Regions from separate parts of the Homo sapiens genome. Here regions 1, 2 and 3 are each linked to region 4. The links are chromatin loops, found by intact Hi-C in ENCODE. Cell type or tissue: dorsolateral prefrontal cortex. All regions are shown on one strand. Links, peaks and the distances in the headings refer to the core of each region. The heading gives the core; the rest is flanking DNA. Region 1 overlaps DSCAML1 (DS cell adhesion molecule like 1). Region 2 overlaps DSCAML1 (DS cell adhesion molecule like 1). Region 3 overlaps DSCAML1 (DS cell adhesion molecule like 1). Region 4 has its middle 11 kb from the start of DSCAML1.

Region 1 (7,652 bases), core at 2,407-4,906, 360 kb before region 4:
GATCACAAGAGGCTCTGAGGATTCAAAAAATGAGTATGATTTATTCCCTGTCCTCACGTTGATCACCATCCAAGAGGGAGACAGATACTTAAGGAAAAATTATAACGGGGCAAAATGCTATGGTAGGTGCAGGCACGAGGAAGCCTAGGGGTGCGAGGCAGGGGGAATGAATGCTGCCCATAAGTGGGCAGTGGAGGCAACGGCCGGGAATAGCATCTGGAATTGGAAGCTCTGACTTGAAGGTTAAGAAAGACTTTATAAGCAGGGAAGGAGACACATGTCAAGAAGAGGGAATAGCACTAAGCACAGACATGGAGACCTGAAGCTCACGGCAGCTGTGAGGGTTTGCAAATACTCTGGGGTAACCAAAGCTTGAGTCCAAGGGGACGGGCAGAAGTAGAATCTTGGGGGCTTTGTTGGCAGGGCCAGGAGACTGGACTCCCTCTTAGAAAGCCGCCACCAGAGGGTTATAAGAAGTGGTGTTGGACAGGCCTGGTGGCTCACGCCTGTAATCCCAGCACTTTGGGAGGCTGTGGCAGGCGGATCACCTGAGGTTGAAGTCAGAAGTTCAAGACCAGCCTGGCCAACATGGCAGAACCCTGTCTCTCTACTAGAAATACAAAAAATTAGCCGGGCACGATGGCAGGTGCCTGTAACCCCAGCTACTCGGGAGGCTGAGGCGAGAGAATCGCTTGAACCTGGGAGGTGGAGGTTGCAGTGAGCCGAGATCATGCCACTGCACTCCACGCTGGGTGACAGAGCAAGACTCTGTCTCAAAAAAAAAAAAAAAAAAAAAAAAAAAGGAGTGGTGTCCTCAGCCGATTTCAGATGCATCCTGGCTGCTTGCAGAGGATAGTTTGGTGGAGGGGGTCCTGGAGGACACAGAACGTGACAGGATGGTGGCCAGAATGCAGGCTGGAGGTGATGCGTAGCAGTGGGGAGATGAGGGGCTCAGAGCAAGAGCTGACAAAACTTAGGGTCTGGCTGGTTTGGGGGAAGAGAGCGGGGAGGGAAGGATGGCTCCCAGGATTCTGGCTGGGCCACCAAGGTGAGTGATGGCACCCTCATGGGAACAGGGCACACTGAAGGAGGGGCAGGCTTGGCAGGAAGGACCGGATGGCTTCATCTCATACTGAGTCCACAGTGCAGCCACAGCTGTAGCTAGACCACAGGTGGGTGCGTGTTCTGGAGCACCAGAGAGATGCCTGGACCAAAGACGCTGATCTGAGAGTCAGCAGGCATGATGAGGCCACAGGAGGGGATGCAGACTGACAGGGAAGTGACCAACTCTAGGATCAGCATGCACAGGCACAGAAGAGAGGACGGGAGTGTCCCAAGGGTGGTGGCGGAGGACTGGGTCAGCAGCATCACAGAAGGTGCGGGGCCACAGGTGCCCAGAGTGTGGTGGGTGGGTAAATGCATCTAGTGCCTGGGAGATCGCCAGGCCCAGATTTAAAGGAACCAAGTGCCCAAGTGCCTCAGAGAGTAGAGGAGGCCCATGGAGCTGGGGCCCTTCTTGGGGTGGAGGGAGAGTGAGAGTGAGGGAGCAGCTGAGAGGTTCAGGTGCATGGCGTGGGGGTGGGCTCCTGTGCTGGTCGTGCCAGGTGCCAAGGGGCTCTCAGAGCAGGGGAGTTCTGGGGTCTGCTTGGAGCAGTGGGGGCACCAGACAGGCCCGGCAGAGGGGTCCACATGAAGACGGCCTCCATGCGGGGGCGGTGAGAAGCCTGGGGGCTTTGTGGGTGTTCTCAGAGTTTCTCCAGAGATCAGGTTCCAGACCTGGTTTTGCCACAGGCTGGGGTTGGCTCCCTGAATCTGTGTCTCAGGGTGTGTGTGCATATGTGTGTGTATGTGTGGGTGTGTATGTGCATCTGCATGTGAGTGTGTGTATGTGTGTGTGTGTGTTAGTGTATGTGTGTGCGCAGATGCGTGTTTGTGCACATGCATGTGAGTGCATGTTGTGTATGTGCATATGTGAGTGTGCACGTGTATGCATGTGTGTATGCGTGTGTATATGCGTATATGCATGTAGTGTGTATAGTGTGTATGTGTGTGCATGTGTGCATGTATTAGTGTGTCTAGTGTGTGTGTGCGTGTGTATGCATGTGCATATGTGTGTGCATGTATTAGTGTGTATAGTGTGTATGTGTGTATATGTGTGCATATGTGTATGCATGTATTAGTGTGTATAGTGTGTATGTGTGTGCATGTGTGTATGCATATATTAGTGTGTATAGTGTGTGTATGCATGTGTGTGCACATTAGTATGTGTATGTGCGTAAATGTATGTGTGGGTCTGTGTGTATAAGTGTGTGCGCGTGCATATGCATGTGTTTGTGCGTGTGCACATGTATGAGTGTGCAGTGTGTGTGTGCGTGTGTGTGTATGGGGGAAGGGGGCAGGAGTGGTTGTCTTTCCCACCTCACAGGGCGGCTGTGAGGTGACGCTGTGTGAATGTGTTCTAGGAAGTCCACAGCTCTCTAGGACCGTGTTTATTTAATGCCCCCAGGAGAAGAGGCCAGCCTTCTGCAAAGATGCCCAGCCCTCACACTCCTGCCTCTGGGCCAGTGCTAGCTGTTCTGGAAGGGTGATAGGCTTTAGGCCCCTTCCCTTCCTGAAGAAGAGGTTGGTGGTAGGGGTTAGGGGGTGGTAGGAGGTGCTGAGGCTGTGTGGAAAGAGCCCTGACTTGGCGCTGGGAGAGCTAGCTCACTCCTTCCCGGTTGTCTTTGCAGCCCATGCCACTCCTGCCTCAGGTTGCTCAGCTGTGGAATGGGTCAACAAGCCCTGCTGGCAGGGCAGGTGGAAGCCCCTGGCCCACCGTAGGCCCTCGATCAGATGCTGGCTGGCTCTGAGCCCGCGGCAGGGTAGGGCTTGGGGCTCTTGTGTTTGGGCCAAGAGAAGCTTGAGTGGCCCCGGTAGGCTGGCCAGGCTGCGCAGGCACCACCTCCTCTCGTCTGGGCTGCGGTGGATAAGAGAGTGGGGGAGTGAGGAGGGGCCCAGGGAGGCCCAACGGCAAGTAGAGGACCTGCGGTCCTGGGCTAGTTGTGGCCAGTTCCTACGCCCCAGGGAGAGGCAGACGCTCAGCCTTGCAGCTCTACCTGCGCGGCTGCTACAGCTTGCCCTTGGGATGAGGCCTTGGAAGTGTCATTCCTCTGAAAAGTGGGGGTGCAGCCCCCATGGCACACCCATGTCCCGGTCAGAGATTCAGTGGGGCACTCCCTAAGAGGGTCTGATTCTAGCCCAGAGCCTTCCTTCACAGCACGCGCTCCGTAAAGGTCTGCGGATCGCAGGAATCCGCCATCGCTGGAATCACCCCTGCCCGGTGTCCAGTTCAGCACGGGGGCTCTCCTTTGAGCCTCAGCTGCTCTGTGGAAGCAGCACACCCGGCTGTAGCCACCTCTGGAGGAGCTGAGCATTGGGACAAAGGCCCGGCTTTGAATTGGGGGTAGAGGCGACTCCCCCTTTTTCAAGCTGGGAGTAGGGTTTGGACTCGGGAACTGAGTGCACCCTGTCCACCCGCCCCAGGCAAGAGCCGGAGGCAGCCTGTTGTGAGGCTTTGCTGGAGTCAGGGGGCAGCAGAGGCCCAGTCTTGGTGTGTGCGGGAGGCAGGCGGGTGGCCAGTTCCTCACAGCTGGGTGGCAGATAAAGCGGAGCAGGCAGAGACCCTGTCTGGGGAGAACCAGGATTCTGTAAGGGAGCTTTTGGAAGTGTTTGCCCCTCTGCCACAGCCTCAGGCTTCTCACCCTTGCCAGCAGGCTCGATGGTCACCTTCTCGCTGCTGTTGCCCCGGCCGGCAGAGGTGACGGCGGCCACCCACAGCAGATACTGCTGACCGCGGTTTAGGTGGGCGATCCGGTAGAAGAGCTGCTCTGGACTCGTCTCGTACTCGCTGGGAGCCTGCGGGGCAGAGGCAAAGAGGCTCTAAGAAGCAGAACTGGGGCCCTCCAGCGTCCAAATCTTCCTCAGTGCCCGGGGCTCAGAGGAGAGGATGGCGGGGTCGGATGCGAGGCAGGATTCTGTCCTATTTGCCCTTTCCAAGTTTTAGAGATGCAGCGGACAGAGTGTGCCCTGGGTTTGGTCCCTGGGAGCTGATGGGCCTGCCTCGCGGTGTTGCTGGGTCAGCCTCAGTTTACCTCTTTAACTGATCCACGCTCTGGCAGCTGTGGCTCAGGCCAGGGGATGTGAGTACTTTAGGTGAGGGACGGGGTAGCCAGGAGAAGGGAGAATGGGGGACAGGGGGTCCCAGGAAAGCCCTGAGGAAAGAGTCTTCAGGAAGAAGGCAAATGACTGCCTCTGCCTGATGAGGGTTGGAGACAGGCTCCTGCAGCCTGCTCTGGCTCCCGTCACCTCCTAGCCCTGCCGTCTAATTACCACTCCTGCATTTTGCAGGCAGCACGCCCGCCCGTCCAGGGAGGAGGGGGCGGGAGAAGGAACTATGAAAGCTTTACTGGGTAGCACTTTATTAATGATTATTAGTGGTATAGATCACCATATATATTTGTAGGTTATACAAATCTATAAAATTTTTTTTAACAAAATGACAGTTTTGACAAGTTGCCAACAAAACAATATCGGATCCCAGTGGTTTTACCAGTTGCTTTGATGAAAAGATTATGTTGCCTTGGAAACCAGAGGCTCAGATATTGAAATGAATTTGAGAAGGAGCTTTTGATAAGCGCTAGTTTGCAGACCTCCTGTCAGCCTCTTCCCTGGCACGGGCGGGATGGGGCTGACTTTCATTTTATTTTATTTTTTGGTCAGCCGCAGGGAAGGGAGAGGAGGACAGCACCAGGGCCCCTTTGAAAACAGAGCGGAAGTCCAGGGAGGGAGAGCAGCCCCAGAACAGATGGGGGCCCGAGGCCAGAGGGAGCTAATAATTAGTTATCTCTGCAGTCACAGGATCTTGCACACACACGCTCACAAGCACACACACATGTAGACGCATGCACACATGCTGAGGAACAGACCTCCAGGCATGTATGGGCACAGAGGGACATTCTTCATGCCCCATAGTGGGGCTGAGAGGCCCAATAACTTATAACAGGAGGAGACATCCTTTTTGGCCCCAGGCCATCTGCAGGGAAATGTTAGGGGAAAAGGCACAGGCATCTCTGCAACACACACACACAGCTCCCTGGCATATTCCTCCTGCCTCCCTCGTGGGGGTCTGGCCTTGAATCCAGGAGGTCCGGGGGGGCAGGTGCAGAGCCACCCTTGAGCCCTGGTGGTTGGGAAGCCCTTTCAGGCCACAGCACCCTGGGACTGGTGTGCGTATCTGTCGTTGATATGTGCTTGAAGTGTGGGGTAGTGTAGTGGCTTCAACACCCTCCTGCCCTTCCTCCTGGGCATACAGCCCGTAAGGTTGCCCATAGTTTCTGGACGCTGTTTTCTCTCTTGCAAACTAGGGAAGCAATACAGCTCTGCCCAACCTGTGTGTGACTGAGGCACAAGGAGGCAGGGGTGTGCACGTCCTTTGTAAACTAGGACATATTCTTCTCCGGGCTTGTTTTTGGTGACAGTACAGGAACGTATGTGTTTCTATGTACATGTGCATGTGTGGAGAACAGCTGAGTGTATGTGCTTGTGTGCATCAGTGTATACCTGAGTGTATATTTGTGCCTACACAGGCAGGGCAAGAAAGTTTGGCCTCTTCTTGTAGGTATTAGCATCCAACCCAGATACTGGGCGCTTTCCTTTTAACCTGGACACCCCGTGAGTCTCCTGAAATCATGTTCAAAAGCACACAGACATAGCCCCAAATAAAGTTCCAGTGGATCAAAGGTTTTTGAAAAAAGGCAAGCTATGAAAGAAGAAACTATAGGTAAATATTTACCCATTTTTCTAATCATAAAAATCAAGGCAAAATCATAAATGGAAATGATTGATAAATTCAGCTTCTGTAAAAAGAAAAACTATGATACATCAAAAACAGAATCAAAGGCTGGGCATACTGGCTCACATCTGTAATCCCAGCACTGTGGGAGGCCAAGGCAGGTGGATCACCTGAGATCAGGAGTTTGAGACCAGCCTGACTAACATGGTGAAATCCCCTCTCTACTAAAAAATACAAAATTAGCCAGGCGTGGTGGCGCATGCCTATAATCCCAGTTACTTGGGAGGCTGAGGCAGGAGAATCGCTTGAACCTGGGAGGTGGAGGCTGCAGTGAGCTGAGATTGTGCCATTGCACTCCAGCCTGGGCAATAAGAGTGAAACTCTGTCTCAAAACAAAAACAAAAACAAAAACAAAAAACCAGAATCAATAGGAAAGCAATGAATTGGCAGATACTTGCAACTTATATGACAGAAAATGGCTATTATCCTTAATATGTAAAGAACACTTATAAATCAATAAGAAAAATATGAGAAACCCAAACAGAAACCTGGACAAAGGACGTAAATTGACAATTACCCAAAGAAGAAAAATATAGCCAATAAACATATACAACCTAACTAGTAACCAAAGAAAGGTACTTTAAAATAAGGCACATTTATAAAAAATCCATCTAACAAAAATAAAGCAGAACAAATCAGAAAACAAATGTGGGATCAGCATAGGTGCAAAGGACAATACTGTTGGCCACTCACCCTGCTGGTAGAAACATACATGGGTGCAAATGCTCCGAAGGGCAATTTGTAAGTCTGTATGCAGAACTTTAAGAATACTTATTCTTTGTGACCCAGGAATTCCTATAGAAATTTACCCTAAGAAAATATTAAAATATGTGCATAAAGATTTCTGTGAAGGATGTTCATTGAGACGTAATTTATAATGGTGAAAATTTCAAAGACACATTAAATACAGAACAATGGGAGACTGGTTAAGTAGATTCTGTATAAACAGCCACTCAAGATCATGTTTTAGGTCAGGTGCGGTGGTGGCTCATGCCTATAATCCCAGCACTTTGGGAGGCTGAGGAGGGCGGATCACTGAGGTCAGGAGTTCGAGACCAGCCTGGCCAACATGGTGAAACCCTGCCTCTACAAAAATACAAATATTAGCCAGGCGTGGTGATGTGTGCCTGTAATCTCAGCTCCTTGGGAGGCTGAGGCAGGAGAATCACTTGAACCCGGGAGGTGGAGGATACAGCGAGCTGAGATGGTGCCACTGCACTCCAGCCTGGGTGACAGAGCAGGGCTCCGTCACATACACACGAAAAAATGTTTTAGAAGAATATCTGATGGTGTAGGAAAGCACCAACAGGTATTCCATGAAAAAAGCAGATTGCATTACGTTATGTATAATATTATTTTAATTTGGTTTAATGAAACACCTCAAAACCTGTACTATGTGTACAGATCAAAGACTGGAAGACTATATACCAGTGTTTATCTGTAGGAAGTACATCACCAGTGTTTATCTGTAGGAAGTACAAGTAATTTTTACTTTCCTCTCTATTCTTTTATATGTTTTACAGATTTTCTATAATAAAATTGCATTATTTTTATAATCAGTGAAAAATGTATTATATTATTAGTAAAATGTCTACCAGGATTCAGTGTAGCTGTGGCCATCCCCAGGGGTAGCTTCCCTAGAGCCAAGGCCATACACAGTCTTTTCTGAGGATGCCACAGGTATGGTTCATCCGCTCCCGCCAGCATGTGTGAGCACACACAGTCTCAGGTATCTGCCTATAATTCCAGGCTCATGCCACAG
Region 2 (7,652 bases), core at 1,701-4,200, 380 kb before region 4:
GCCACAAGGTCAGGAGTTCAAGATCAGCCTGGCCAACATGGTGAAACCCTGTCTCTACCAAAGATACAAAAATTAGCTGGGTGTGGTGGCGCATGCCTGTAATCCCAGCTACTCAGGAGGCTGAGGCAGGATAATTGCTTGAACCCGGGAGGTGGAGGTTGCAGTGAGCCGAGATGGTGCCACTGCACTCCAGCCTGGGCTACAGATTGAGACTCCGTCTCAAAAACAAACAAACAAACAAACAAAAAATACAGATGCCTGGGGGAAAACAGTTTGTTCGTTCCTCAAAAAGTAAGACATAGAATGAGCATGTGATTCAGCAGTTCCAGTCCTGGCTATATTCCCAAAAGAATTGAAAAGAGGGGCTCAAACAGATCCTTGTACACCTGTGTTCATAGCAGCATTATTCACAATAGCTGAGAGGCAGAAGCAACCCACGTGTCCACCAGGAGAGGAAATGAATGGAGAAGCAACATGTCGTAAATAATGGAATATCCTCAAACAGGAGTGGAATTCTGACACATGCTGCAACATGGATGCAGCTTGAAGACATGATGCTAAGTGAAATAAGCCAGAACCAAAAGGACACATATTGTATGATTCCACTTATACAAGGTACCCAGAATAGGCAGGTTCATACAGACAGAAAGTAGAATGGTGGTTGCCAGGTGCTGAGAGAGAGGAAGATGGGGAGTTATTGATTAATGGGTACAAAGTTTCTTTCTGGAATGATGAGAAAGTTCTGGAAATGGATAGTGATTTACAACAAGGTGAATATACTTAATGCTGCTGAATTGTACATTTTAAAATGGTTAAAATGGCGAATTTTATGTATCTTTTACCACCATAAAAATAGAAATGTTGGTCAGGTGCAGTGGCTCATGCCTGTAATCCCAGCACTTTGGGAGGCCGAGGTGGGCGATTGCTTAAGCTCAGGAGTTCAATACCAGCCTAGGCAACATGATGAAACCCCCTCTCTACTAAAAATACAAAAACTAGCCAGGTGTGGTGGCAAGTGCCTATAGTCCCAGTTACTCGAGAGGCTGAGGAAGGAGGATCACCTGAGTCGGGGAGATTGAGGCTGCAGTGAGCCGTGATAGCATCACTGCACTCCAGCCTGGGCTACAGGGCAAGTCCCTGTCTCAAAAAAAAAAAAAAAAAAAAGCCTAGGCCGCATACCAGCAAATTCCTATTCTGTTAGGATTGGTGAGAGCTGGGCTTCTGTATTGTTTAACGAGCTCCTCAGGTGAATCTGATGTGCATCTACGTTTGAGACCCACTAGTCTAGCTCTGGTTGTTGGTAGAATGGGGGAACAAGGGGTAATCTCTCTGAAGGTCTTCTAGAGGAGGGTTTCTCAAACGTTGATGTGCATATGGGTCCCCTGGGGATTTTGCTGAAGTGCAGAGTCTGATTCAGTGGTTCTGGCGTGAGGCCTGGTATTTTTTTTGCATTTGCAACAAGCTCCTAGGTGACGGTGGTGCTGGTGCCACTGGCCTGTGACCCACATGTAGAGTATCAAGGCTCTCAAGGGCAGATGGTCATCTTATCCATGGTAGACAAAGTGGAGTTTTGGAAAGGAGCAAGTGAATGTGTAAGATGACTGTTCCAGATACATAGAGTTCAATGAGGATGAGCTGGGGATGAATGAGGAGCAGGAGTGCCACTGATTTGTGAATTAGCTTCTGGGTGTGGATCAAACAGGCAGGCTTGTGGTTTAGCTAACAAACATATTAAGGGCCTGGCGCAGTGGCTCACACCTGTAATCCCAGCACTTTGGGAGGCTGAGGCGGGAGGATTGCTTGAGTCCAGGAGTTCGAGACCAGCCTGGGCAACATGGTGAAACCCTGTCTCTACGGAAAAAAAAAAGTACAAAAATTAGCCGAGCATGGTGGCATGTGCCTGTAGTCCCAGCTACTCAAGGGGCTGAGGCAGGAAGATCACTTGAGCCAGAAAGGTCGAGGCTGCAGTGAGCCGTGATCACACCATTGCACTCCAGCCTGGGTGACAGAGTGAGATGCTGTCTCAAACAACCCTGCAAAGCGTACTGAAGTTAGAGATTATTAGCAAATAAAATCGTGTGGATTTTGCTCAAGTATGCCTGAATTTCTAGACTTTGTGCTTTATAATAAGGGGCCTAGCCCAGTGGAATACAAGCTAGACTGGCCCACATCTTACTTTTCTGTTGCCTTTCCAAATCCTTCTCATCCTACAGAGTCCACCTCAGGTCCCAGACCTCCAACAGCTCCCCAGAGCTGAATTCCACCTTTTCTACCACCGCCCCTCACCAGGGTAAAGTACTTTGGAGCCCTTGATCCATCCTGTGCTGCATATTGGGTCACCTGCCTCAACTGTTTTTCTGCCCATGCGTCCAGCTTGCTCCCTGGACCTGGCGGACTCTTCCCCTGGCAACATCCTGGGGGAAGAACTGAAACTCTAATCTTTGAACAGTGGAACAGCAGGTAGTATGGCTCAGTAGTTAAGGAATTGGACGCTCATGAGTTTAAATCTCATTCCCATCTCTTCTAGCTCCTCTAACCTTCTCACCTGTCACGTGGTAATCGTGATACCTTTCTCCCAAGTCTGCAATGAGGTTACAAGCAGCACCTGGCACGTAGTATCGGGATCCGTCATGTATTTTCATGACAGCGTTCCCCTTCGGAGCCCTTAGGCTGCTTCTATCTTCTGCGCCTCTAGCCTCTGAGGAGTTTTTCATTCCCTCTTGCTGGTTGGAGGTGGCTCTGATTCGTGTTTGTTTGCCCAATATCTGGTGTGCAGGGGAGGTGGGGTTGGGGGTCTTCTATGCGGACAGCTCAGGTTTGATCGTTGTGCCTGCAGTTCTGGAGGCGACCTGCAGATGGCGTGCGCGTCCTTGGGAGGCGTTCCGTCCTCCCAGAGATGGAACGAAGCTGGGCTGTCACCAGGTGTCTGGAATGCAGAGCTTTGGTTTTCAACTGATGCCGTTAGCTGCTTCTCTTGGCTGGGTCCTGGGTGTGGGGGCTGAGATGAGCATTTCTTCATGAGCCTAGGAATACCGAGGCGTACGGAATCTCTGCCCCTCCCCTCTCACCGTGCCGACCCGGGAATCTAGTTATTCATGCGAGGGACTCCTCTGCATCCCACACACTCTAGGTGCTCAGAGAGAATTTGTGGGATGAGTTGCTATTCGGAAGATGCTTCTATGAAAGGTCATGCATCCCAGGTGCGGCCTCACCGGGGCCCAGGCTGATAGGTATCAGCTGCCTGCATGCACAAACTCCTCCCTCCTTCTCCAGCCCTTCCCAGTTCCTCCTCTCAGCTCCTAGGGAGCGGTGGGTCCCAGACTCACCTTCCTTCCAGGTTCCTGATCCACAGCTCAGCCTCAATTGCAGTGCTCAAGAGCCCCCTGTGCACTTCTTAGGTGCACTTCCTTTTCACCCAGGGGCCAGTCACCTGCTTCTGCCTCTCCAAACCTTCAAGTCCCTGGAGGTCCATCTCACCTGTCACCTCCTGTGATGCCCTCTGGACCCTCTCATCAGAAACCAGGCCTCTGGACACCCACGGCACCTTGCCTGCTCCTCCGTGTGGACGCCTTTTCTTCCACTTGGCTGACTCCTTGGAAGCCAGGTGAGGTACCTGATGTGCTGACCTGGTTCTCTTTGGCTGAGCTCCATTCCCTCTCCTTCATGAGCTTCTCTCACTCCTCTCACCTCCGACGACTTCTCTTCTTCTCCCTCTGGCCTCATCTGGTCCTAAGAGTCAGCCCAGAACTTTAGGCCTTGGCCTGGTGCCCCAGCTATAGATAATCTCTTCTTCCCCGCTCCCGATAGGCACCTCTTTCACAACTGTGGGCTATTGGTCTTGTATAGTCCTGGCCCCCTGGCTACCCTGCACTCTCTTGGAGGAAAGAAGCCAGTAGGCAACCCCTCCCCTATCCCAGGCTCCCCAGCGCTTGGTGAGCCAAGGTTGCCTCATTCCATCTGCTACAAGCTTCCCTCCGTTTACAGGTAAGGACACTGTGGGTCAGAGGGGTTTAGGAGTTTGCACGAAGCCACCGACCTAGTTCCCCTTGCGGGCCCAGCACAGCTCTGAGAACAGAAGAGGAGGCACCTTGGCTAATTGCAAGCCTTTAAAAGTCTTAGAGCACTGAGCCAAAGCCCAGGCTTCTCACAAAGTCTCTTTATGAGAGACAGACGGCCTGGGGTCGGGCTCTCTCCTCCCTCCCCGCTGGCCTTCGCCAGATGGGAAAAAAGCCACCACATAGAAACATAACCTTTATTGCACACGGCGCTGGGTCTTTTTTCATAGAAAAAGGTATTAACACATAAGCATCTGCAAATTGAAGCAACTCCTGGTTTTCTTGGAACAGTAAAATCGCATGCAGTGTCTCTGAGTTGGGATTTTGGTCTTTGTCAAAACCACCTAGACTGGGGGGAAGGTGAGGAGGAGGGAAAAAAATTGCTGAGTCTTTGTGCCTCTGTCTCAAAATAGGGTGAGAGAAATATATAGATATATAGCTCGTGGACGCGTTCCTGTCTGTCTATATATGTATATATATCTCCACACATATTTTGTGGGGTGGGGGATTTGACTTGTACTGTCAAATTCTTTGTGCCCTGGCTTCATGGAGAAGAAGAAAATAGTTTCATTTGTACAAAAGAGTTCTATGTACAGGCGTTCATGATTGGGGGTTTTTGTTTTGTCGTTGGTTGGTTTTTGTCTGTCAGTTGAATATAAATAATGCAGAAAAACAGCCGAGCTGGCGTGTGGGGCTGCGGCGCGGCGCGGTCCAGGCGTGGCTGCTCTTCCTGCGGGCCCTACACCAGGGTGTAGGATTTGGAGTAGGCCCCGGCCCCCTGCTTCTGAGACCTCCCTACCCCCGATGTGCTCATCTCGAGAAGCGAGTCCCTGGAGCCCCCCATTTTGGTGTGTGGGCCCCCGGCTCGTGGAGGCTCGGTGCTGGGGGCCGGAGGGGCAGCGCTGGGGGCGGTGGGTGGCTCAGCAGGGGTGGGGCCGGGGGCTGGGGGGGCTGTGCCGGCTGGGGGGGCTGGCATGGCCAGAGTCCTCTGAGGTAAGGTGGCTGTGGAGGCGGCAGCGGGGGCCCCTGGGTGGGGAAGGCCCAAGGACTTGCTGGCAGGGTCCAGGGTCAGGTGGCGAGCCTGGGTGTGGTAGGTTCGAGCCAGGTTCCGGATGGAGGCCTCACGGGGTGGGACCACGGGGCAGGGCTCACGTCCATCTGCCTTTCGAAAGAAGGCCTCTGACTTGGCATACAGGGGCAGGTTGCAGTAGTCACCTGGAATCACAGAGGCAGAGGATGTTACAGAGAGTCATAGCCCTCTGGAAGCAGCTCGTTCAGCCCCCACCCCATCCCCTGCCCCCAGTCTTCTCTCTGATTTGGCATAGGGGCCCCTCCACTGGGGGGCAATAAAGAGTAGCGGAAAGGTCGGGTACTTGGCCCTTCTGAGCCTTCGTTTCCTTATCTGTGAAGTGGGGATGATCTTACTTCCCCACAGGATTATTGTGAGGAGCGAATGAGGTGAGGGAGGTAAAGTGCTTTGCTACAGTGGCTGGTGCAGATAACAGCTGCCCAGTACATGGATGCTTGTTGTTCAATGGTCACTAGAGGCTGGTCAGCTTCCGGTAGTGGAGAGCTCACTACTGCTAAGGACGAGGATGTCCTAATGGCTCTGGCTGGTGGAAAGCTTTTCTTTACCCTGAGGAGGAAAGGAATATCATTCCCTGTCGCCTCCCCACCATGGAGCCTGGTTCTGTTCTCTGAGGTCTCACAGAGTAAGGCGTTCCCCTCTTTCCCATGGCAGCCTTCCAGATGTTTGAAGTCAGCTACATGTCCCCTCTCCTCCCCCTCGGTCCCCTCTTCTCCAGGTGGAAAGTTCCTAATTTCTTTTTTTTTGAGACGGAGTCTCGCTCTGTCATCCAGGCTGGAGTGCAGTGGCATGATCTCGGCTCACTGCAACCTCCGCTTCCCGAGTAGCTGGGATTACAGGCACGTGCCACCATGCCCAGCTAATTTCTGTATTTTTTTAGTAGAGATGGGGTTTTGCCATGTTGGCCAGGCTGCTCTGGAACTCCTGATCTCAGGTGATCCGCCTGCCTTGGCCTCCCAAAGTGCTGGGATTACAGGCATGAGCCGCCGCACCCAACCTAGTTCCTTATTTCTTAAACTGCCTCCATGTGACTTGCTTCTAAGACCTCCACCGCCTGACCCCCCGTGCTCCATGGGCACCCTGCCTGCAAATGGGCCTCTTCCCCCGGGGAGCTGGGCCAGGCATTTTCCTTAGATTTTCTTATTGAATCCTCACGACAGCCCCTAGGATTGGTTAATACCTGTCTGCACTTTACAAGTGAGGAAACTGAGGTTCAGAGAGATTAAATCATTTGCCTAAATTTGCACAGCTAAAAGGGGTGGGGGTGTCATTCAGGGTCACAGTCTCCACAGTCTTTCCATTGTTCCAGGCTCTTCTTTCCATGACCCAGAAAGCCCCGCCCCCTGCCTCAATTAGCATGGCCAGTGCTAAGCAGACCAGACTGCATTGTTTGATAGTCTGGGCTTTGCACGCTGTGACCCCAGCATCTGCTGATAGACTCCCCCTGCTGATCCTAGCCCTGCCCTGCCAGCCTCTAAGGGCATATGCTCCGGCCAGGCCCGTGGGGTCAGATGGTTCCCAGCCAGGCCAGGTCACTGCCTACTGAGAGGTATGACCATGGTGGGTGGAGCTGCCAGGATTGTTTGTTTGGGTCTGGATTAAATTCAAACAGCATTGAGACCAGAGGCCCTTGGGCAGCTGACCCTGAAGGGATCTGTTTCCATCCTGGCACAGCTTCAGATTAAGGGGATGCTCACTACCGAATGAATGAGGCCTTACAACACGCTGGGGATGTATATCATTTCTAATGCCCATTATGACAATGCAAAGTAGATACTATCGTTGGCATTTTACAAATGAGAAACTTAAGGCCACAGAGGTTAAATGACTTGCCCAAGGCCACAGACATAGGAAGAGGTTAAGCCAGGATGTGGGCCCTGATCTGCCTGCTCCTAAGTCCTTGCTGTTGGTACCACCCTGCACTGCCAAGGAGCCAAGCTGGGCTGGCATGATCCTGGTGCTGGCAGAACTAGATCTAGCCAGGGCTCATGGGGCTGGGGCCAGGGGGCGGGGGGGCACTGCCTGGGAGGTGGTCTGAGCACTCACTCTTGTTGGCCCGGTGAGGGATGGGCACAGCCACGTTTTTGCCCCGGTCCGCATCCTGGGGCTTGGGTGGTGAGGCGGTAAAGCGGCAGATGCCAGGCTCTGAGGGTGTGCTCATGGATGTCATGCTGTCGGCGTTCTCGTTGGTGCCTGTGGTCATCTGGTCAGAGGAACTGTCAGAGATGAAGCACTCGGTGATCTCAAACTTGGCGTGCTGCAGCTGCTCCTCCAGCTTGGCATGCTCATAGGCCCGGGCCAGCTCCTCGTAGGTGGAAGAGGCACTCTCAGTGGACACCATGCTGTTCCTTCCTTTGTCTGGGGAGTTAAGAGGAAAGGGGTGGGTTACGGGGAGGAGGGTATAAGTGAGACTGACTGAGCACTTCCCCTGCCCGTAACCCCAGCAGCCATCTGTAAGTCTGGCCATGGAGGGCACCAGGCTGAGAAGATCCCGTGAAGGTGGCAGTGGT
Region 3 (7,652 bases), core at 2,739-5,238, 270 kb before region 4:
GGGAGGGAGGGAGGGAGGGAGGGACGAAATAAAGAAAGAAAGGAAAAGAAAAGAAAGAAAGGATAGAATACTCACAAGCACCTAGAGGCATGGAAATGCAATCCCCCCACCCCCAGCAAAAGCAACACTAATAGTTACTATGTTTGAGTATCAGATTTTATCTATCAGCTTCCTGACAGGAAAGACAAAAAAAAAAGGAAAAAAAAGGGAAAAAGAGGGTGAGTCTCGTAGCCTCATTATTTGAAAATGAAAACATAGCAAAGAGGTCTTCCTTGGTGGTTTCAGTACCTGATTTCTTTAATCTCTTTCTCTGATTTCCCTGAGTACACAGGGGGCTCCTCCATCTGCGGTGGGGCGTGCCAAGTTCCAGGGATGGCCTGGTGTCCTCCCTTCCCAGCCTGCCCCGTTCTCCCCAGGCCCTCTCCCCTACCTGTCACAGAGAGGCGTGCCCCATTGCTCTGCCGGGTCTCCCCGCTATACTTGTGCTTGGTGATGCAGCGATAGGTGGAGAGGGCGTCCTCCTTCTGTACGTCAGAGATGTACAGCCCGCCGTGGTAGGTAATAAAAAACCTGTGTTCTGGAGACACAATCAGGACATAGTTCGTTACTTCCCGGTTTCGTACAGCCTCAGAGGCAGGGTAGCGTCTCTGACAGATGAGGATTTTCACACACAAACAAAATGACAAATAGAAATGGTAGTAATTGTTCCTTTCAGTGTAGATGCTCCAGGGTTTAACAGAAAGAAGCTGGGCTTTAGAGTTAGACTGAGATCTGGGTCCCGATCTGGCTTTTCTACTTATGGGCTGTGTGACCTTGGGAAAGTTACTTAACCTCTCTGAGCCTTATCTGTACAATAGGATACAAATAATTGGGTGGGTGTACAGATTTAAAAAATGGGGCCAGGTGTGGTGGCTCGCACCTGTAATCCCAATGCTTTGGGAGGCTGAGGCAGGAGGATCACTTGAGACCAGGAATTGGAGTTGGAGACTAGCCTGGGCAATATAGGGGGAGACCCTGTCTATTAAAAAAAAAAAAAATTAAACAATTAGCTGGGTTTGGTAGGGCACGCCGGTAGTCCCAGATACTTGGGAGGCTGAGGCAGGAGGATTGCCTGAGCCCAGGAGGTCAAGGCTGCAGTGAGCCATGATCACACCACTGTACTCCAGCCTGGGTGACAGTGTGAGACTCTTGTCTCTAAAAAAGTAAAAATAAAAATAATAAGGTGTCTGGTGCAGAATAAGCCCTCACTAAGTGAATATTAGTTCTCATCTTTCCTACCTCTTTGCAAGAGTTTGCAAAACTCTTTCATATTCCTTGCTCATTGGCTTTTACAACTGTTCGAGATGCTAACTCTATTTTACAAAGAAGGAAACTGAGGCTTGTAGTAAAGTAACTGGCCCAGGTCGCACAGCCAGGAAGTGGACTGGAACTTCTGACTCCCAGTTGTCCTTCTGCATGGAATTATACATAAGCCTCCATCCCCTTCTCTCAATTTAAATCCTTTATTCACTCAACAAATGATTATTGAGGCAAAGCTATACCAGGATGGGGACAAGGAGGGGCAGATACACAAAAATCATTCAAACAGTTCTCAAACACCCGTTGTGTGCAAGGCAGTGAAGAGGACAGGCACGGTGCTCTATGTCTCCTGCCACTGCCACAGCCATCTCTGCCCCGACTGTTGGGACCTAGCAGGAGAGCAGGAAGCACAGGTGGCAGCGTGCCCACTTTGCAGATTGCCACACAAGACCCCCCACTCCATCCCAGAGGGGAAGTGGATTTCCTTGTCTAAGGTCCTAAGGCTCACCCTGACCTTGAGCTGATAAAGGCTGATTTAAAGGAGAAAACTGGACTTGAGGGTTGGGGGGCGGGGTTTGCACTAGACTCCCTAAGCTCATGGATGTGTCCTCCCACTGAGGCCAGACTGAGATGGAGAGGAGAACACTGGGGTCCTCTGCCTCCTCTTTGGGGATTTCCCAGGCAGACCCGGAGGGCCCAGGCTGCCATTTCCATGGGAGGGGGCCTTGGAATCAGGATACTGATAGTGACTTCAAAGCTGCAGGGGAGAGGGTCATGCTGAACCCACAGGAAGAACCCGATAGCACCACATGTCAGGCTGGCAGAGGGAAACATTTTGGGCAGTTCCATGCCCTTCTAGCCCTATTATTTAGAGGTCTGCTACCTGAGGCCTAAGTGACATCCCCTCAGCCAAGATGAGAGCTCTGCTCTTGTGAGGAATATTCTGTGGTATCCCACCCATCTCCCTCCACCATCCCAAGCACAAGTCCAAGATTCTCAGCACCTGGAGGTGGGGACCTCACCGTAGGGCACCTTCTGCCACTGGAGGCCGTAGAACTGCAGGGCTGAAAAGCTGAGTGCACGACGATATCTTTGACAAAGGTTCATCAGCCTTCGTTTGAATATCTCTGGGGCTGGGGAACTCCCTCCCTCACTCAGCAGCCCATTCCAAAGTTGACTTTTAGATCAGTCTTCCTTGGTGACCACTGATCTTCTTGGCGCTCCCTCTGTGTGTCCTGCTTTGACTCACTGGTGCCCCGCTGAACCAGCCGAAACCCGTGTTCCTGACATACTCCCTCATACACTGGAAGGCAGCTGTGATGCCCTTTGAATTTTCTTCAGGGTTAACAGCCTTAGGATTTTATTTTCATTTTATATATTTTTTGAGACAGACTGTCACTCTGCCACCCAGACTGAGTGCAGTGGTGTGATCACAGCTCATTGCAGCCTTGACATCCTGGGCTCAAGCGATCCTCGCACCCCAGCCTCCCCAGTAGCTGGGACCACAGTCATGCACCACCACAACTGGCTAGCTAAAAAAAAATTTTTGTAGAGATGAGGTCTCGCTATGTTGCCCAGGCTGGTCTCAAACTCCTGGATGCAAAGGATCCTTCTGCCTTGGCCCTCCAAAGAGCTGGGATGCCAGGGATTTTATTTTTTAATAGTTATTTATTTAATATAGTTTCAAATAACTTCATCAGTCTGGTCTCTTGCTTCTGAATGAACTTTGGTTTATCTACAATTCCAATTGCCCCTCCCTCCCTCCTTTCTTTCCTCCCTCCCGCACATCTCTGTATAGGACTGGACCTACCATGTGCCAGACACTGTGCCCCACTTTGAGAGCCTCTAAGATTAGACTTAGCCCATCAGAGCAGAGTAGAGCAAGACTACCAACACCCAGCCTCAGCCTGCATCACCTTGTCATGGGGATGGTGTGGGAGGAGGGAGGCACCCCCGTTATACTACTCTCCTTGCAGTCAACTAAAGACCCTGGCCCTGTCTCTGTGAGCTGCTGCCATGCCACTTTCCCTCTCTCTGTCCTTGGACAGTGGTTATGTGGGCCAGAGTCTGGAACTTCCCATTGATCCCGGTTGAGCTACATCTTGTTGGGGATCCTCCCAGATGGGCACTCGGCCATCTGGCAGCCTGCCCGTCTTCTGGAACCTAGAGTTTGTGGACACCCCGCTCTGCCCGGCTCCAGCACACAGACCACAGCCGGGCAGACCCCGCAACTAGGCAGACCCCCACTCGGGGCTGTGGGTGAGGACGAGAAGGAAGGTGGAGGGCGCCAAGCCCTGCAGCTGGCTGTCAGAGGAACCGAGGAAGCACGGAGAAAGCCAGCTCCCCAGTGGACTCTGCATGTGCCGTTTTGTCTCCATGTTGTGACATCCCAAAGTCAAACGCGGAAGCTCTCTTGTAATTTATTATGTAACTGGGACTGGAATGCAGAACTACTGGAGGGCGTTGCTGCCAATCAGAAGTGCCAGTGTCGGGAGGTAGTGATGGTGGGGTGAGGAAAAGCAGGAAAGACACAGAAATCAATGCTCACAGCCGACAGGTGCTCCAGCCCTGGACAGCTAGGACCCTGTGATCTTGCATCTCCCGGCACCTCAAGACAAACAGAGCACTTGGCCCTACGAGGATTTTAAACTAGGGGTGGGGGGTGGGGGGCTGATGCTGCCTTGATGGTTGTGGGGAGCTAGGGTTTCTATAGCAACAAGCAGCTGCTGCATCTGATGTTTCACATCCTTCATTGTCCTCATTTTCCCCTCCCTCCCCCCCTTCTTGTGCATATTTAATTGCAGTAACGTTTTCAGACACAGTGTTTTGCTCCTCCTGAAACAAAGGCAGGCTGCAGCCAGGGGGATGCACAGCGCGAGAGGGGAAGGAGAAATCAGGGGTATGATGTTAGTCCCCTTGGGGGGGCTTGTGCAACATCAGTTCTGCATGTTTGATGAGCATCGGACGGTGGACCCTGCTGGGGAAGGAAGGAGCAAGAGGCATGTGGAGTGAGCCTCATACAGTGTGGAGAGCGGAGGGAGGCCCGGCCCGCTGTTTGGGGATGGAGACGGGCCAGGGTTGGACAACATGGCTGGCCTCCCGGGCTGGCAGCCCATGCTCTGCACCCCAGAGGCAACTAGCCATCCCTGGGAAGGGAGAAGAGTAGCTGGCCCACGTTCTCTGCTTTGAGGCAGGCTGGGTCCCACGGGAGAAGGAAAAAATGGCAGCCAGTACCTCCGGGTCCAGCACCAATCCTGAAGCCACTTGGACAGGTTGGGGGAGGTGGGACATTTGGGGTTGACAGCATAATTTGGGGTTGCTAAGGGCATTTAGTGGTTAGGGGCTTGAGTCACAAAGAACTGTTCCACCCCAAATGCCAACAGTGTCCCTGTGGGTTTAGGCTGGAGGGTGCCATTCCTTTAGGCTGTAAGACCAAGACACAGAGCTACGTTTAAATGCTGACTGTGCCCTTGACATTGCTTGATTGATTGACATATTTCAAAGGCTGTGGTATCATCTATCTACATGCTTATGACTAGGGGAGTGGTTGGTTTCTGCTTTTCTTCCTTTTATTATTACTACAAAGACCCTGACCTGTTTTGCCATCCCCTTTTCTCTGTGATCTCGAGCAGGACTCTACTTTTTTTAAAGCTAAGTATTTATTGAGTAGCTATTACAAATTAGGCCAATGACTTTACGTACATTATCTCATTTAATCCCCACAACCCTTTGAAATGGATACAATTATTATTAACTGAAGCACAGAGAAGTTACATAATCCATCCAAGGTCACACAGCTAGAAGGTGGTAGAGCCTGGACCATTAGTCGACTTCCTATGCTCTTCCAAAGCTCTGTGCTGGACTGACTCTCCTAGAATGACAGCACCACTCATAGGGACATATGGTCAGCCAGCCTCTGCCTGGTCGCTTCTGTCAATGAGGTCCTCACTGCCTCCTGGAGGAGCATTCATCCATCCAGCTCAGTTTGGCTGAATCTATCACGTCTTTCTGGAGTGTCTCCAGGTCTTGGTCTGGGCACCATGGGAGAAGTCCTGGACTTGGTCTCTGCCCTCTGGGATCCCACAGTTAGGAGACAATATCCTTCCACCATGGAAGGCGTGGCCGTCAGTGCTGGGGTACTGGGGAAGGCTGTGGAAGGTCTTGTGGAAGCTATGAGTAAAAGGAGCTGTACAAAGGGGGGCTGGGCCACCAGGGGTGGCGGGGAAAGCCCAGGGTGGGGATATAGGAGGCCAGGTTGGAGTCCAGGCTCTGCCACTCATGTTGGGGTGTATCCTGGGTTGAATAGCATCCCCCCAACAAATTAGTGCCTCCTAGGATCTGTGAATGTGACCTTACTGGAAATACGGTCTTTGCAAATGTAATCAAGTTTAAATGGGGTCCTCCTGGGTTAGATTGAGCCCTGAGTTCTAATAAGACTAGTGTTCGTCTAAGAAGAGGGCGATCTGGACACAGACACGCACCCAGGGAAAGTGCTGTGCAGAGGCGGAAGCAGAGGCAGGAGGATGCACGTAACAGCAACGAAACGCAAGGATTGCCAGCAGCCACCAGAAGCTAGGAGAGGCCAGGAAGAACCCTCCTCTGGAGCCTGTAGAGAGACGCTGGCCCTGCCAGCACCTCCATTTTGGACTTCCAGTCTCCAGAACTCTGTTGTTTAAAGCCACCCAGTTTGCAGTGATTTCTCATGGCAGCTCTGGGCAGCTCACCCAGGGTGCCTTTAGAGAGGGCCAGTCTTCTCTCAGACCCTCAGTTTCCCATCCGTAAAAAGAGGGGAATTTGGATTTGGTGAGTGTTTTCAACCATGTTTGTAGATGAGAATCATCAAAGGATCTTTTCAAATGGAACTCTGAATCTCTGAGGGTGTGGTGGTCTGGGAATGGATTTTTTAAAGAGCTGTAGGGAGTGTCTTATGTGCAGGGCAGAGAACCCCTGGATGAGATCAATTTGCAAAGACTCTTCACACTCATTGACAATTTGATGTCTCCATGATCCCACTATACTAGCGCAAGCCCCATTTCTTCTTCAGGAAAATGGAGAAAAGAAATAGAACTGATGTCACAGGGCTGTTGGGAGGATTAAATTAAATACTGAGTATGAAAGTCCCCAGCACGTGGGTGGCTGGCTCCATGTCATCTCAGGAAGATGAAGGGCCGGAGTAGCTGAGGTTGGGGCTGCCGGGCCCCCAGCGCCTCCTGCGGTCAGGCCTCCTGCAGGTGGACTCCCTCCTTCCTCCTCAGGAGCTGGGTTGGAGAGCAGGGAGCTTGGAGATGAAGAAGCCTCCTTGGCAATTCTGAGGCCCTGCACACAGGTGTTAAGTGAGCTGACAGCATCTTTTCTGTCTTTTTCTAAAAGGTCAGAGAGCTGGGCTTTCGAGACTCCCTGGAGCTGCAGGAGCCATGGAGAGATAATTGATAGAAACCTCTGGGTTTCTGGCAGCCCCAGAGGGCTGGACAGAGAGAAGCCACCCTCTGCAAAGGTGGGGCCCTGGCTGCTCTGCTCTCAGGGAGGGGTGAGGGGGAGTGTGGTGGGGAGAAGGTGATAGACAGGGGAGGAGGGGGAAACTGGGGGTTTGGGGGAGGATCTGAACTGGACAGATCCCACTGCAGTCTCTAGAGCAAAGGAAAGGAAAGGATTGAAGGAGGCAGGGGCCAGCAGCCTCCTGACTGGCCACCCTGAATCCACCACTGCCCCTCCTCCTTCTGTCCCCAGCACACAGCCAGAGCAATGCTTTCAATCCACGTCAGATCCTGCGGCTCCTCTGTTCAGAATCCTCCAGTGCATTCCCATCTCAATCCGGTCATAAAACAGGCACTCAGTACGTGTTTCCAGAATGAATGCACGAAGAAATTTCCCAAAACTCTACGGCAGTTTTGTCCCCATTTCACTCACGAGGAAACTGCAACCCAGAAAAGTCTGATCCCAGCTGGAAATTCACCTTCTTCAGGAAGCCTTCCCAGATTAAACCCACTCCCATTTCTGAGTGTTTCTGCACCTGGCAAACCTCTTGTCCTGCTAATCACTATTTCTACTACAACCAGTTAGACCTTTAAGAAAAATGGTCTAGGCTGGGCGCAGTGGCTCACACCTATAATCCCAGTACTTTGGGAGGCCAAGGAGGGTGGATCACCTGAGGTCAGGAGTTCGAGACCAGCCTGGCCAATGTGGTGAAACCCCATCTCTGCTAAAAATACAAAAACTAGCCGGGCCTGGTGGTGGGTGCCTGTAATCCCAGCTACTCAGGAAGCTGAGGCAGGAGAATCGCTTGAACCCGGGAGGTGGATGTTGCAGAGAGCTGAGATCACGCCATTGCACTCCAGCCTGGGCAACAAGAGTAA
Region 4 (7,652 bases), core at 2,540-5,039:
TTGCCAGTCCATGCGCTGGAGGATCTCAGGATGGGAGACAACTTGGTGCTGCCGTAACGCCTTCCACGGTCTCTCTGCAGGGCAGCATCCCTCCTGTCACTGTGACTGGCCACCAGCATTGTGGACCGAGACCCTCCTCAAAGTCCAGGAGTTGCTACAAAACACTAGCAAGTCCTCCAGCCACTCTGAGCAGGAGAAATGTGCGGCCCAGAAATTCCACCTGCTGGAGGCCAAAGCCACGGCTCCTGGGGTGCCCCAGTGGTGAGTGGGCTGCAATTTGGGACAGTGAGGCTGAACAAAGACATTGCCTGGAGACCACGGGGAATGTTGGCCCCTCAGTTACAGAATCTGAGAGGGGGCAGTGCCTTAGAGCTCAGCTCACCTGGCCCCATCTCATACCCACTGGCTTTCTACACCGACCCAACAGGTGTCAACTCAGTCTCTCAAATGCTGCCAGGGAAAAGGGGCTTGCTCCCCACACAGAAGTTTATCTAATTTCACTGTCCACAGTCATGTACACATGCTTTTCTTTATCAAGCCCAAATCTGCCTTAGCTTTCTGGAGTTCAAAAGATGTGCCCAATCTGGACAAAATGACAGCTATTCAAATATTCAAGAACTGCTACCGCAGGCCCCCACACCTTCCTTTTGCCAGGCTACGTATCTTTTTTCTTTTCTGACATAATTTCTAGACCTTTCCCTATTCTGGTTTCCCTCTTTGCTTATATTCAACTTTAGCAATATCTCGTCCGGGCATGGTGGCTCACGCCTGTAATCCCAGCACTTCGAGAGGCTGAGGTGAGAGGGTCACTTGAGCCCAGGAATTCAAGACCAGCCTGGACAACACATGGAGACCCATCTCTACAAAAACATTTAAAAGTAGCCAGGCACGGTGGTGCATGCCTGTAGTCCCAGCTACTCGGGAGGTTGAGGTGGGAGGATCTTCTGAGCCTGGGAGGCTGAGGATGTTAGTGAGCTGTGATTGTACCACTGTGCTCCAGACTGGGTGACAGACTCTGTCTCATAAAAGAAAAAAAAAATCTCTCTTAAAACAGAATAGACTCATGAATCCGGATGAGGTCTGAGCAGCTCCAGTCCAGCGCCATCACCCCCTCAGTAGGTAGCTGATCTTCTCTTACTGTTGTCCAATGTTTTGTTGGATTTCCTGGGCTGACATGCCAATCACTCTGGACCACTATCCCACGAACTTCTACTGAACTGGCCTCCTTGGCCTGTAATCCTGATGTGGATTATTTGAGAGAAAACATGATCCCATTCATCATTTGGTGAAAGTTGGGAAATGGGGTGTTGCCTGGGTCAAATGGCACTTACTTACACAATGGGTGACTCAGAATGTCATCTAAGGTCCTAGCCCAGCCCCAGTGAGGGTGGCAGAGCTCAGCTAAGAATGCAGCAATAAGGTTCCCATTTCAGGCCACAATGACATTGAAACCCAGCATCTTTACCAAACTTGACCTTATTTTTGATAAATCCAGCAGAAAACAGAAAAAGATCTAACATAGCATTTCACAAGTGTTTCATGAGAAGGTAATAGGTAAGGTGCAAAAACTGATCTATGGTCAAATAGGTTTGGAAAACAGTGGAATAATCAAAGGTAAATAGGTTTTTGTGGGAGTTGTTTTTGTTTTTGTTTTTTACTGCAGGCTTTAACACGCTGGTGGGCATTGTCAATCTCCAAGTGCTACAGTATGAGGTTTTGGGGGATCCATTTCCCACTTCTCCTGGTTAAAAACTCTGTTCTTTCACTGTTTCTGGTCCACACCTGGCCTAAAGGAAGTACATTTTGTTGGTTTACTCATTCTTTTGGCAACTCTGTGCCCAGCCCCTGTGCAAGGAGTTCCCCGATCCCTGGAAAGTCTAGCACAGAGTCCCTGCCCTCAGGAAGCTTGCATTCCAGTGGAGTAGAAGATGTTTAAAGAGCAACACAGGGAAGCCTACATGCTCAGAGTCAGCAGGTCAGAGTGTGAAGGGACCTGGGGAGCATCTCCTGCAAGTGCCTAGGAAACAGTGGCTGGCAGGTGAAGGGCGTCCCAGGTCACATGGCAGAGTCAGGGCTTAGGTCCAGGGCTCCTGACCGCCTGGCCTGCGCTCAGCTAAGTGGTGTTTACCTCCCTCCTAGGCCCTGTTGCCTTCAGACTCTTGCCCACCTTGTTCACCACTCCATCCTCAGTACCCAAGGCAGGTCTTTGATGACTGTTTGTCGAATGAAGCTATGATGATGTGGCTGGGTTGGATGATCTTTACAGTCTCACCTAGGGCAAGGGGTTCGATAAGTCTGTGAAGAGAGCTGCTTAAGCTCAGAGAAAGGAGTGGTCAGTAAAAACCAAGGTAGGATGTGAGTTGGGCTTGAGCAATGGGAAGGATATGCAGAGAGGCAGGGAAAAGGCCTCCCTGCAGGGGCTCAGGAAAGCCTGACTCTATGGTGTGTCTACCCATCTGAGACACCCACACATCTGGCACATGGCAGTTCAGAGCTGTGTCCTCAAAGACTCATCGGTCCAAACTCTGAGCTGAACTGGCGGGCTAATTGTTTGTCTGCATCAGCCAAAGTAGCTTCTTCTTTTGGCAAATCATAATCAGAGTCCTGGACTCCTACTAATAACAATGATTATAATTGAGCACTTGCTGTGGGCCCAGCACTATGCTAATTACTCCAGATGCATAATCTCCAAACAACCCTATAAGACTGGTATGATTATTATCATCCCCATTTTACAGACAGTGAAACTGAGACATAGAGAAATTAACTAAGTTGTCCAATTCACGCAGCGTCAGATGCTCAAGGCAGTCTAATTTCAAACTCATCATTCTATGTATTGACTTTGGTGGTGGTGGTAGTGTTACTGCTGTTACATTTTTTAAAGTTTGAACATGGAAAATTTCAAGAATATACAAAAGTGGGGAGAACAGTATAACGAATTATTATGCACTCATTTCCCAGATGCTACAAGAGTTGACTCATGGCCAGTTTTTTGTTTCATCTATGCTCCCCTCCCATCACCATGAATTTTTCTGAAGCAAATTTCTTGTGTTACATAATTTCATCCATTGATCATTTTGTGTGCATCTCTCAAGGATGAGGCCAAATCCTCTTTCTCAATCACAATACTTTTTGCCTCCTGACTGAGAAGTTCCTTGGCCGGGGCACCCGCTTCCCCCAAGCCACACGCCAGATTTCAGGCTAGCCACTTCCCCACACAGTGGGCACAGAGGCAACAGGCTCAGCGGGTAGCCTGTCCCCAGCTCCTCACCACACAGCCTGACCAAATGGCATCTCTCTGCCTCCTCAGAGTGAATTTTTATCGCTGAAGCCCCTGCCATCAGTCTAGTTGCTCTGCAGATGGGGAACTGGATGTGGTGGTCTGCCTGGTGGGGTTGTTGACACAAGGATGAGTCTTTCTTGACCAGGCCTGTCCTAGGCTCCAACCCTGGCCTTGCCCCAAATCCCAGTACCTACTTCAGAATGATTTGGGGGGTGGGAGATCTCCTCTGCCTGGGAGGAAATGACTCCCCACTCCGCCCAGCCTAAGAGCAAGAAGGGATGAGATGGAGCCAAGAACCTGGAGTCAGAGATTCACCGCACTTCTCATGAGCTGGGAGGACCAAGTCTCACCTTTTTGGTCTGTGGAAGTGGGAACAGAACACCGACCCTGCAGCGTGGCTGTGAATGTCTAAGGAGATGGGCAAGTTTTCTCCGCAGAGTTGTTTAGCTAGAGAAGGTCACAGTACCTGCCATGGCCAGCAGGTGTCGCCCAAAGACTGAGTATGAGAAACCTTTGGGCGGGATGGGGGCTCCTCCATGGAGATTATCTTTCAATATTAGATACAGCTGGACTTGGAAGAAGTGGAAGAAAATTCAGCCTGAAGGGTTTCTCCTTTGAAAACTCAGTCTGGTTCTGGCTTTCGTCGGAGTTAAAAATTGGAGCTTTGCAGTTTTCACCCAGGCTAGAGTGCAAAGGCGTGGTCTCGGCTCACTGCAACCTCCACCTCCTGGGTTCAAATGATTCTCCCACCTCAGCCTCCCGAGTAGCTGGGACTACAGGTGCATGCCACCACACCCAGCTAATTTTTGCATTTTTAGTAGAGATGGGGTTTCACTTTGTAGGCCAGGCTGGTCCTGAACTCCTGACCTCGTGATCCGCCCGCCTAGGCTTCCCAAAGTGGTGCGATTACAGGCGTGAGCTACCGCGCCCGGCCTGCAGTTTTCAAAGTATGCTCACATGAAGATACCACAGCAAGACAGACATCAATATCCGCATGTTACAGATGAGGAAATTGAGGCTTCAGAAAGAGAGTGACTTGCTAAAAATTATGCAGGCACTAAATGACAGAGCCATTAAGTGACAAAATATAGAATTAGAAGGCCTTCGGACTCTATATTCTGGGCAATCTGCCGACACATTCCTATGGGTCAAACCTTTAGGAGGAGTCCTGAGACCATGGCTGGGCTGTCCCTGCCCCTCTGGAAAAGATAATAGGCGCATGCCCGAAGCCCCTGGCATGCGACATGCTATCCCCTGAGAGCATTTGCCATCTCTGGGTCTCAGTGGCTCCGAAACCACACAACTACACATGCACACAGGCACAGGTGAGGTGAAGGAGAGAGAGATCCCAGACTACAGAATCCGGGATCTGTATTTTCTGTTTCCCAGTATTTGGATGTAAGAAGCTTAGCATAGGTCTTGGGGCTGGCATTTGGGAAATCCTGAACTAGAAGATAAACTAGAAGGTTTATGTTCTGTAGTTTCATAAACACTATCCACTTAAGCTTGTCAAAAACACTAATACAGTGTCTGGCACATACTTGATAGTCAACAAAAATTTGCTGAATAATAAATGGCTGAAAAACACGCAATCACCCAGCCCAGCAGAAGCCTTGGTGAACACTGCTTCATCCCTCACCCACTTTACATGTTCGCAGCACTTTGTGGCGTACATATCTCATTTACACACATGATCTCGTTCAATCTCTTTAATGAGTTGGATATCACAAACCCCATCTCACAGATGAGAAAACTGAGGCTCCGAGACACTAAAGGACTTCCCCAGGGCTGCCCAGGTGGTCAGTGACCGAGCCAAGCTCACGCCCACGCCTGTCTACCCTGCTCTAGCAGCTCCGTCACTGCCCCGCCCCTGCTTCATATCATTTCCACTGCGAAGCTTGAGAGGAGGAAAAATCCATCCAGAGAGAATGAATCTTCCAGATCCGTTGGGAATGCCTCAGATTTAGGAGAGGCGACCTCAGGAGTTTGCCCTGAGACCCCAGGCTCAGGAGAAGTCTTGCCTCATTTGGCGAAGGGGCTCAGTGCAGACCTCCAGGGTGGGGCAGGTCCTGGGAGGCCAGCTGCCGCGTCTGCACTCCTGGAAAGTGCAGTGTGGGAAGGGTGGGAGCTGTGGGAAGGGAGGGGAGCCCTCCTCCCCGCTGTGCCTGACTCCTTGGGCGTGGCTCTGATGGCTGGAGAGGACAACCCGCCTCCCTGGCCCACTACTGGATGTGTCTCTGCGGTCCTCCGCGGAAGGAAGCTCCAGGCCTCCGCACTGGGAACCTGGTGTCTGCCTCCCCCTAGTGCCACAGGACAGGATGGTGGCGCCGCAGGCTGCTGTGCAGTACAACATAGACGGCGGCCACTCAAATTCTCCACTACACAGGTCCTGCCCTTCACCCCAGTCATGTCTCGCAGTGAAGCCGGAGGCTGGGCTCACTCCCTGCCCCAGCCTGTGTCCTTGCCAGCCTCTAAGAACTACTGGAGGGGACCAATGGTGTCCTCCAAAACAGACCTCTGATTCTCAGCTGAGGAGGCTGAATCGCCGCGCAGCGCTCCAGATGCTAGGTCCACCCACGCAACCCTCCTGGGTTGCTCTGCTCCTCCCCAGTTCCAGCTCAACTAGCAACGCACAACACACACAAACTCACACAGTCACATACACACTCACACTCACTTACACATTCACATACTCTTACACACACACACCCACACACTCACACACACATTCACACATTCACACACACGCATATTCACATACACACATTCACACACTCACACATTCACACACACTCATACACACATTCACATACACACATTCCCACACTCACACATATTCAAATATTTTCACACACATTCACACTCACACACATTCACACACTCACTTACACATTCGCACACACATACACACATTCACATACATACATATTCACATTTCAATCTTGGCGCCACACTTCAATCTCTCCCTTCTCTTAATTTCAATTCCTTTCATTTTCTGATAGAGACAAAGGAGACACGTGGACCCAAAACTCCGTGGACCCAAACTCCGTGGACCCAAAACTCCGTGGACTCAAAACTCCAGCGCCCTCTGGGGGAGGGGCAAGTACCCCTCAACCCCTTCTCCTTCACCCTTAGTGGCAAGTCCCGCTTTTCTAGGGGGCAAGAACCCCCAATCCCTTATTTCCGCACCCCGACCTCTTATCTCTGTGTCCCAATCCCTTATTTCCGCACCCCGACCTCTTATCTCTGTGCCCCAATCCCTTATTTCCGTGCCCCAACCCTTTCTCTGCTTTTCTGGAGGGCAAGAAACCCCCACCCCCTTCTCCGTATCTCTACTCTTTTCTCTAGGCTTGCCTCCTTCACTATGGGCAAGCTTCCACCTTCCATTCCTCCTTCTTCTCCCTTAGCCTGTATCCTTAAGAACTTAAAACCTCTTCAACTCTCACCTGACCTAAAATCAAAGTGTCTTATTTTCTTCTGCAATGCCGCTTGACCCCAATACAAACTCGACAGTAGTTCCAAATAGCCGGAAAACAGCTCTTTCAATTTTTCCATCCTACAAGAGCTAAATAATTCTTGTCGTAAAATGGGCAAATGATCTGAGGTGCCTGACGTCCACGCATTCTTTTACACATCAGTCCCTTCCTAGTCTCTGTGCCCAGTGCAACTCGTCCCAAATCTTCCTTCTTTCCCTCCCGCCTGTCCCCTCAGTCCCAACCCCAAGCGTCGCTGAGTCTTTCTAATCTTCCTTTTCTACAGACCCATCTGACCTCTCCCCTCCTCGCCAGACCAAGCTAGGTCCCATTTCTTCCTCAGCCTCCGCTCCTCCACCCTGTAATCTTTTTATCGCCTCTCCTCCTCACACCCGGTCTGACTTACAGTTTCGTTCTGTGACTAGCCCTCCCCCACCTGCCCAGCAATTTACTCTTAAAAAGGTGGCTGGAGCTAAAGGCATAGTCAAGGTTAATGCTCCTTTTTCTTTATCCCAAATCAGATAGCGTTTAGGCTCTTTTTCATCAAATATAAAACCCCAGCCGAGTTCATGGCTCGTTCGGCAGCAACCCTGAGAAGCTTTACAGCCCTAGACCCTAAAAGGTCAAAAGGCCATCTTATTCTCAATATACATTTTATTACCCAATCTGCTCCCGACATTAAATAAAACTCCAAAAATTAGAATCTGGCCCTCAAACCCCACAACAGGACTTAATTAACCTCACCTTCAAGGTGTACAATAATAAAAAAAGTTGCAATTCCTTACCTCCACTGTGAGACAAACCCCAGCTACATCTCCAGCACACAAGAACTTCCAAACGCCTGAACTGCAGCGGCCAGGCGTTCCTCCAGAACCTCCTCCCCCAGGAGCTTACTA

The links. Peaks named below come from ENCODE experiments on the same cell type or tissue, not always from the same donor. Only the 100,000 strongest peaks of a DNase experiment are listed, where the experiment ranks them.
Region 1: it touches region 4 in a loop (5-fold over the local background); 58 of 110 quality-filtered maps call a loop at or near these places.
Region 2: a loop joins it to region 4, with 6 times the contacts of the local background. A loop is called at or near these places in 93 of 110 quality-filtered maps.
Region 3: a loop joins it to region 4, with 2.7 times the contacts of the local background. A loop is called at or near these places in 2 of 110 quality-filtered maps.

Annotation. Positions count from the first base shown.
Region 1 is chr11:117,440,146-117,447,797 of GRCh38, forward strand. It overlaps DSCAML1 (DS cell adhesion molecule like 1), which reads right to left. Exons shown (of 33, transcript NM_020693.4): 21 at 3,741-3,894. Among named protein-coding and RNA genes, the nearest start is that of CEP164, 120 kb to the left of the region's middle. RefSeq lists an enhancer at 2,411-3,391. In dorsolateral prefrontal cortex, for the core only: a CTCF peak has its summit at 3,577; a DNase peak (open chromatin) is centred at 3,586; H3K4me3 peaks cover 340 bases; H3K27ac peaks cover 963 bases.
Region 2 is chr11:117,423,534-117,431,185 of GRCh38, forward strand. It overlaps DSCAML1 (DS cell adhesion molecule like 1), which reads right to left. Exons shown (of 33, transcript NM_020693.4): 32 at 7,189-7,500; 33 at 4,239-5,270. The coding sequence ends at 4,795. Among named protein-coding and RNA genes, the nearest start is that of CEP164, 100 kb to the left of the region's middle. RefSeq lists enhancers at 5,875-6,553, 6,554-7,231, 7,232-7,652. In dorsolateral prefrontal cortex, for the core only: CTCF peaks have their summits at 2,857 (motif pointing right) and 3,076; a DNase peak (open chromatin) is centred at 2,848; H3K27ac peaks cover 1,874 bases.
Region 3 is chr11:117,531,946-117,539,597 of GRCh38, forward strand. DSCAML1 (DS cell adhesion molecule like 1) reads right to left here. Exons shown (of 33, transcript NM_020693.4): 4 at 431-577. Among named protein-coding and RNA genes, the nearest start is that of CEP164, 210 kb to the left of the region's middle. In dorsolateral prefrontal cortex, for the core only: CTCF peaks have their summits at 3,725, 4,162 and 4,365; DNase peaks (open chromatin) are centred at 3,436, 3,716 and 4,376; H3K4me3 peaks cover 1,789 bases; H3K27ac peaks cover 2,500 bases.
Region 4 is chr11:117,803,903-117,811,554 of GRCh38, forward strand. It overlaps a transcript of DSCAML1 not described here. Among named protein-coding and RNA genes, the nearest start is that of DSCAML1, 11 kb to the left of the region's middle. RefSeq lists enhancers at 5,504-5,573, 5,624-5,673. In dorsolateral prefrontal cortex, for the core only: a CTCF peak has its summit at 3,762 (motif pointing right); a DNase peak (open chromatin) is centred at 3,759; H3K27ac peaks cover 149 bases.